2 separate regions of the Homo sapiens genome follow, and region 1 is linked to region 2. Evidence: chromatin contacts called from ENCODE Hi-C or POLR2A ChIA-PET data. All regions are on one chromosome and are shown on one strand. Each heading gives the region's core, a stretch centred on a gene start or an enhancer-like site at or near the end of the contact. The rest is flanking DNA. Distances are from core to core; before and after follow the strand shown.

Region 1 (4,048 bases), core at 487-2,986, 280 kb after region 2:
CTTCTGCCCAACCTCCCACCTCACTCCCACCACATCCCATACAAACACACATCACACCACACACACCCTCCATCACCCACACCCCATGCATCACACAAGCACAGACACACACACATCACGCACACACACGCATCACACACATCATACAAATGCATACGCACACCCCACACACATAGGCCAAACTCCTGACCTCACACACACACTCTATCACACACACCCCACGCATCACACAAGCACAGACACAAACATGCTACATCACAAACACACGCACCGCACACATCACACACACAGGCCAAACTCCTGACCTCACACACACACCATCACACACATCCCAATCACATCTCATAGCCCAATAATGTAAGAGTGGAAACCAGTCCTGAATTTCAAATGCCAGGAGATCAGTAGGGAAACAGAATCTGATTTTCTTATTTTTATTTGTTTTTTGAGACAGCATCTCACTCTGTTGCCCAGGCTGCAGTGCAATGGCACAGTCACAGCTCACTGCAGCCTCGACCTCCCAGGCTCAAGCAGTCCTCCCACTTCAGCCTCCCAAGTAGCTGGACTACAGGCATGCACCACCACACCCTACTAATCTTTTTTAATTTTTTTTTTGGTAGAGATAGGGTGCCACTGTGTTGCTCAAGTTGGTCTCAAACTCCTGGGCTCAAGCAATCTTCCTGCCTCAGCCTCTCAAAGTGCTGGGATTACAAGAGTGAGCCACCGCCTGCAGCCTCAGAGTCTGATTTTCTTTCTTTCTTTTTTTTTTTTTGAGATGGAGTCTCACTCTGTTGCCCAGGCTGGAAGGCAGTAACACAATCATGGCTCACTGCAGCCTTGACCTCCCAGGTTCAAGCAATCCTCCTGCCTCAGCCTCCTGGGTTCAAGTGATTCTCCTACCTCAGCCTCCCAAGTAGCTGGGATTACAGGTGCATGCCATCACGCCTGGCTAATTTTTGTATTTTTAGTAGAGATGGGATTTCGCCATGTTGGCCAGGCTAGTCTCGAAACTCCTGACCTCAAGTGATCCGCCTGTCTCAGCCTCCCAAAGTTCTGGGATTACAGGTGTGAGCCATCGTACCTGGCCCAGAATCTGATGTTCTATTATATATATATATATATTTTAGATAGGGTCTCACTCTGTCACCCAGGCTGGAGTGCAGTGGCACAACCATGGCTCACTGCAGCCTCAACCTCCCAGGTTCAAGCAATCCTCCTGCCTCAGCCTCCTGAGTAGCTGGGATTATAGGCACACACCACCATGCCGTATTATTTTTTTTTTTGTAGAGATAGAGTCTCACTATGTTGGCCAGGCTGGTCTCAAACTCCCGAGCTCAAGTGATCCTCTCGTCTCGGCCTCCCACGGTGCTGGGATTACAGGAGTGAGCTACTACGTCCCGCCCAGGGTCCGATTCTCAATGGCCTGACGGAGGTCACAGGCAGATGCCTCTTCAGGGAGGGGAAAGAGTGAGGGGGGCGGGCAGGGGGACACCTGGCAACTGCCCTCTCCAAGGATCCCCAGGGCCCTGCTGAGTGGCAAGAGAGATGCCCACAGCCTGGCTGGAGACCCCTTCAACCCCACAGCTTTTCAGGATGGAGGAGGGTGGGGGGTTGGGAGCTCTCCCCGCCCCCTTTCCCTCACAGCCCTCTCCTAGCTCCCACTGCACCCTTCCCCTCCACATCCCTGCAGCTGGACCCAAGCCCAGGCAGCGACAGCCCCTCCCATATGGCAGCAGGAACAAAGAGAACTGTTCCCCACAACAAAATCCAGAAGCTCCGGCGGGCGGCCAGATCTCAAGCTCCCAGCCCAGTGTGACCCACGGCGTTCTCCATGGGCCACTGACGCCCGCGGGGCCAGCACTGCTCCTGGCTTCAAAAATATAAATTTAAAAATCCCCACCCCAAGATAATTGCTCTCTCCTCTGGCTTATTGTGGTGGCTCCGTGGTAGGCACTGAGAAGCAATTATTCACGGCTAATGATTATAATCAAGTCAAATAGAATTTAATGGACACGTATTCTCTTCCTGCTTGAAACTTTACATATGAATTAAGCACATATGGGTTTCACGAGGCACAGACGCAGATTTATGCAGCCCCGAAAAGCCCTGCCGTTGCCAACGACTTTTATTCCACTAATAAACAGGCTGATATATGGGCTCCTGGGAACTGCAATCTCTGCTGCCCCCTGGTGGGCACAGGGGCTGGGGTGGGAGCCAAGGCCACCCAGGACCCTGGAGGCCTGACCAGTGCCAAAGCCACTTTGAACGCTGGGGTTCCACAAAGCCCTGGACGGCTGAAAGGAGACTCGGGCTCTGTGTGGGAAGCCCGTGTTCAGACCCTGCCTCCGTCATTCCCTGGGATTCCAGGCGGGTACCGGGTCCTCCTGGCTGTGAGAGTCTAGAACAAAAAGATCCCAGGAGAACACACCAAGAGGTGTATGGGTAAACTGAGGCAAGCAGGGGGAGGTGAAAGCTGATCATTTGCAGGAGGTACCATGTCCCTCGGCACCGCTGGGACAGGGGTGATGCCCAGAACGGCGCTGATGACACCAGTTTCAGCACCAGTGCGAGGTGCTGAGCCCCGATTCCCGCCAGGTGCTGAGTGACCGTCATTTGCACGTCACGTGCATCAGCTCCGAGTGCCCCCAGTAACCTGACGGGTGGTTTCTTCACCACCCTCATTTTGCAGAGGAGGAAACAGAGGCCTAGGCAAGGACACAGAGAAGGGGAGTCCACAGAGAAACTCAGCCAGCACTGCCCCAGCCCTGGCCCTGGTGCAAATGGAGCTGGCACTAAACCGCTTCTGATGGAGCTGCTGCATCCAAAACCTGGCGACTCCCAAGGGCACTTAGGAAGCAGTGTTAATCACGCCCACAGCCCGGGTGCAGCCTCCGGAGCGCCCCCATTCCATCTGAACCCATCAACACCCCACCTTGGTCCCTGCACCCTTTCTCCTGGCCCATGTTGCAGCGAACCACCAACCCAAGGGGGACAGAGCTCACAAGATGCCTCATTTTCCCTCCGGCCACTTTGCAGCTCAGCAAGAAGGTACCGCTGCAGTACCTCTCACACGCTTGCCAGTGACTGGCAGGGCTGGAGTACCCACTGGCCTGCCTGACTGCCCCCTCAGCCACAGCCCCAAGGCTCTGCCCTTCTGCTCCAGGCCAGCCCCTCCTGGGCACAGGCAGCAAGAACGCCCTTCTCCCCTAGGCCGCTGTAATGTCTGCCAACCCAGATGTGGCTTTGTCTTAGCTGTGTGTCCTCAGATGGACTAGCAGTTCTCATCCTAGTGGCCCTAGAGAAACACACCAGAACCACCTGCAGAAGCCCAAGGTGACCCTAGCTCTCCCTGCTGCCCTCAGCCAGCCACACTGAGCAGAAACTCCTGCCTACGTGTAACCTGTCACCTGTGTGCCTAGACAGGGAATGTGCGGGCAAGGCACCCCCATATGACTATCCAGCTTTGCAGTCAACAGTGGGAAGACGCATAGAGCAAGGTTGCTTCAGGAAACACAACTCAGACCCCACGGACCAGGCCCGGGGCGGCCGAGTGAACTCCCCTCTCCGGATCCTAGAGCCTGTCACTCACAGAGATTAACGGAAATGCTCACAGCATCAGCACCACCATGCCCCAGAGTCACTGGGGGACAGCGCTGGGGCCAGGCACGACCGCTACAAGCGCAAAGTGGGGACGAAGGAGACTCGAGAAGCTCCTGGGGGTGCCCTGGGCCTGCACAGGTTAGGGAGGGGCTGGCACAGCAGGGTTTTCCCTGTGAGCTGGAGCCCAAGACGAGAGGACCTGCCCCCCATATTCAGGGTCTGAGAAAGAGGCCCCCCTTCCTCCAATGCTTGGTGCAGATGCCAGGTAAGCAAAGGAGCAAGCGAGCAGGCGGGCGAGGGCCGGGGTTCAGCCGCCACTCAACCTGTTCCACAAGCCACCTGCTCGACTTAACCAGCCCTTGGCACCCCATGCCAAAGTCCTTTCCTGGCGCCTTTGACCTTGCCAGACAACCACTAGCTGTGTGGAGTAGCAGCCCCCTTCCTCCCTCCC
Region 2 (3,816 bases), core at 691-3,190:
GTGATCTGCCTGCCTCAGCCTCCCAGAGTGCTGGGATTACAGGCGTGAGCCACCGTGCCTGGCTTTATTTTTATTTTTTGTAGAGAATGGGGTCTTGCTTTGTTGGCTAGGCTGGTCTCAAACTCCTGGGCTCAAGTGACTGTCACCCGCCTTGGCCTCCCAAAGTGTTGAGATTACAGGCGTGAGCCACTGTGCCTGCTCTGTTGCCCTTGATTAAGGTATCACTTAGGGCTGGATGTAGTCGGTGGCTCACAGCTGTATTCTCAGCACTTTGGGAGGCCAAGGTGAGAGGATCACTTGAGCCCAGGATTTTGAGACCAGCCTGGGCAACAAAGCAAGACTCCATCTCTAATATTAAATAAATAAATAAGATTTACTTATCCAAAAGCACAATTATGTGCCTTTTTTCTTTTCTTTTGAGACGAGAGTCTGACTCTGTTGCCCAGGCTGCTGTAGTACAGTGACGCAGTCTCGGCCTTGACCTCCCAGGCTCAAGCAATCCTCCCACCTCAGCCTCCCAAGTAGCTGGGACTACAGGCATGTGCCACTATGCCTGGCTAATTTTTTGCACTTTTTGTAGAGATGGGGTTTCGTCATGTTGCCCAGGCTGGCCTGGAACTCCTGGCGTCAAGCAACCTACCTGCCTTCGCCTCCCAGAGTGCTGGGATTACAGGCAGTCGCCATTGTATCCAGCCCAGTTATGTAGTTATGTGCCATTTCTAAACTACTTTAGAACCCATCTCTTTGGTGTTTGTTTGTTTGAGACAGAGTCTCACTCTGTCACCTCAGCTGGAGTGCAGTGGTGTGATCTCAGCTCACTGCAGCCTCGGCCCCCAAGGTTCAAGCGACCCTCCCACCTCAGCCTCCCAAGTAGCTGGGACCACAGGTGCTCTTTTTGTTAAGAGTGGAAAAGCCAAGGTCCATGTACTTTTTTTGAGAAAGACAGCCTGTTGGCTTTCTTCAGAGTGGTTCTGCCCCTTCCCGTACCCCATCTCCAACACATTTTTATCTCTCAACAGAGGTAGCTGCTATTCACTCAGGTGTTCTTTAATGCTGTGGCCACGGCTTCCTTGGAGAGTGTGGCAGTGCTTTCCTTGCTAATGAAAAGGCTGTCATAATGGGTTAGGTCCATAGGGGCTCTGCCCTTCTGTACTTGTATTCCCAGGGAGAAAAATCTCTACCTTAATTACCGACATCTCATGCTGGCAGAGAGGTGTGGTTGCTAATTGATTAGATGACAGTCCTTTTCATTGATGTGGCACTGTTGGGGTGGTTTTGTTGTGCTTTTTCAAGTAAACAGATAGATTTGGGCCAGGTAAGTTGATTTTGGAGAGATGAAGTTCTGTGTAGGGATTTCCCTTTATTAAGCTCATGTCTTTAGTGCCACTTTTGTGTCCTGATTTTCTAACTTGATAGTAAGAAGTACTAAGTTGGCTTGTCTTGCTATTTTGGTGTGGGTGGTGAATAATGTCTCTTCTACCCTGCTCTCTGGTGCGTTCCTGTTCTGTTTGGTAGCACCACATTCCTCTATTTCGTTTGGTTTTCATTCCCTCTTTCTCTCTTGTAATGGTTGGACCCTATTCTGAAATATATATTTTAAGATAGTGTTACTTTGGGTGGTCGAGGCGGGCAGATCACCTGAGGCCAGGAGTTCGACACCAGCCTGGTCAACATGATGAAACCCTGTCTCTACTAAAAATACCAAAATTAGCCAGGCGTGGTGGTGTGCATCTGTAATCCCAGCTACTCGGGAGACTGAGGCACGAGAATTGCTTGAACCCAGAAGGCAGAGGTTGCAGTGAGCAGAGATTGTGCCACTTTACTCCAGCCTGGGCAATAAAGCAAGACTCAGTCTCAAAAAAAAAAAAAAAAAAAGTAGTGTTTAAAAGCAAACACCCTGCCTTTCTTGAAACCACAGAAACTGCTTGTGAAACAGCCGATAGGGCAGGCTGCCAAATACAGACTGTTAAAACCAATCTCTTAATGACAAAATGTCAAACACTGATGTTAAACCTTCATTATGACTGTGGTGTGAGGATTTTTCTCAATAAGAAATGTTTAGGTGCTGAACTCCCAGTTTCACATTCAGAATGCTTCTATTATCAAATTCCTCTTGGTACATCATTTCCGAGAGGCTTGTGTAGCTAATCCACTATCTACTGTACAGGAAAGATTTTAAATAAACCTATTCCCATTCATCCTCATCTGTGTTTTTTTGTTTTTTGTTTTAATTTCAAGAAGTAATTTTCTTTTGAGGTGATTTGGACCAACCGTCTCACTAGCTTTTCCCATTTAAGATAGGAGAACTAGATTCAGAATTGTGTCTTTTTCCTAACAGAAGACTGGGGCCTTAATCTTTACCCCCCAGGCTCTGATTAACTGACTTTTCTTTTTTTAGATGGCATAGAATCTTCTGTCTGTCTAGAGAATTTTGTTTCTTGCCAGGCACTGTCAGGAATTAGTATTCATTCCTCCCTGCTATCTTCCTGAAGAGCTGTGAACCTGCTGGTAGCCTGATGGATAAGGGTACAGTTGTTTGTTTATTTATTGAGACAGGGTCTCATTCTCTCACCCAGGCTGGAGTGCAGTGGCATGATCTTGGCTCACTGCAACCTCCGCCTCTCAGGCTCAAGCTATCCCCCAACCTTAGCCTCCTGAGTAGCTGGGACCACAGTCATGTGCCACAACACCCAGCAAATGTTTTGCGTTTTTTGTAGAGACAGGGTTTCCCCATGTTGCCTTTGCTGGTCTTGAACTCCTGGGCTCAAGTGATCCGCCTGCCTCAGCCTCCTGAAGTGCTGGGATACCAGGTGTGAGCTACCACAGTTGGCCAAGGTATAGTTTTATGAGCTGAGCTATAGAACTGGTTGAATGGGAATTAGGGAAAACAGACAACCAATAATTGGGAAGTAAAGGAAAAATATATAAGTGTGCCTCCTTGGTCACAGCTAGCCTTGTGACATTGGGGTTTTGGATATAGAACTTCAGGAATCCCTTCCACCTCCTTCCCAAGAGAATTTCTTCTGTTGGTGTTGTAAGGGGCTTTTTCCAACTTCATTTCCATTACCAAGAGTCTTGAGTGGCTTTATTTTCAACTTGGGTTTTTTAAGCGCTTCTCATGTCACCTTTGTTTGTGTACTGGGCCTGTCTCAAGTTTCCAGAGGGAGATGAAAGACAAGAAAAGCTAAATGACTGGTTCTTCAGTGAGTTTCCCAGAGTGGCTTCTTCTCATTCCAGCACTGCCTAACTCTCACCATGGCTGACGCCGTGGGCAGGCATCCGCATTCATGGAAAGCCAGGTCCTAGCTGGAAGTGACACAGGGATCTTCAGATCTCTCTTAGCCCACTGTTCCTCTGAAAAAAAAACAAAAGCCATAGACAGTAAATTGGGGGAATAGGCTGACCATAACTTCAGTTCGTGGATTTGGGTCCCACACTGGATTGTGTGATTTGTGCTTATCTCCTACTAGATTGTTACCTTCTTTGAAGGCTGGACTGTATCTTATCCTTCTCTGTATCACTTCGGACACCCAGAAACTGTTGGAGTACTTTGCACATGGTCACCTCTTAATGAATTATTTGTGAAACAAAAATTTTTTTAAATTGTAACATGAGGCTGGGTGTGGTTGCTTAGGCCTGTAATCCCCGCACTTTGGGAGGTAGAAGTGGGCAGATTGCTTGAGTCCAGGAGTTTGAGAACAGCCTGGGCAACATAGCGAAACCCTGTCTCTATAAAAAATAGAAAAGTTAGCTGGGTGTGGTGGTGCGGGCCTGTAGTCCCAGCTCCTTGGGAGGCAGAGGTGGGAGGATTGCTTG

Evidence for each region. Hi-C counts contacts between places; a loop is a spot of excess contacts on that map. ChIA-PET counts read pairs that join two places held with the same protein, here RNA polymerase II (POLR2A). Pooled maps may share reads with other maps.
Region 1: a loop to region 2 is called in a pooled map, with 3 times the contacts of the local background. The contact joins two enhancer-like sites. A Hi-C loop is called at or near these places in 1 of 37 single-sample maps with no recorded cell type and 5 of 50 pooled maps. POLR2A ChIA-PET finds 5 or more read pairs at or near these places in 2 of 52 experiments (A673 and WTC11).

The regions. Positions count from the first base shown.
Region 1 is chr11:64,146,640-64,150,687 of GRCh38, forward strand. The region is part of intron 3 of MACROD1 (mono-ADP ribosylhydrolase 1); the gene reads right to left. Among named protein-coding and RNA genes, the nearest start is that of MACROD1, 17 kb to the right of the region's middle. Within about 2 kb of position 1,737, at least 13 of the 41 ENCODE cell types and tissues checked have a DNase peak (open chromatin) inside an H3K27ac peak, as active enhancers do.
Region 2 is chr11:63,864,496-63,868,311 of GRCh38, forward strand. The region is part of intron 1 of MARK2 (microtubule affinity regulating kinase 2); the gene reads left to right. Among named protein-coding and RNA genes, the nearest start is that of MARK2, 27 kb to the left of the region's middle. Within about 2 kb of position 1,941, at least 7 of the 41 ENCODE cell types and tissues checked have a DNase peak (open chromatin) inside an H3K27ac peak, as active enhancers do.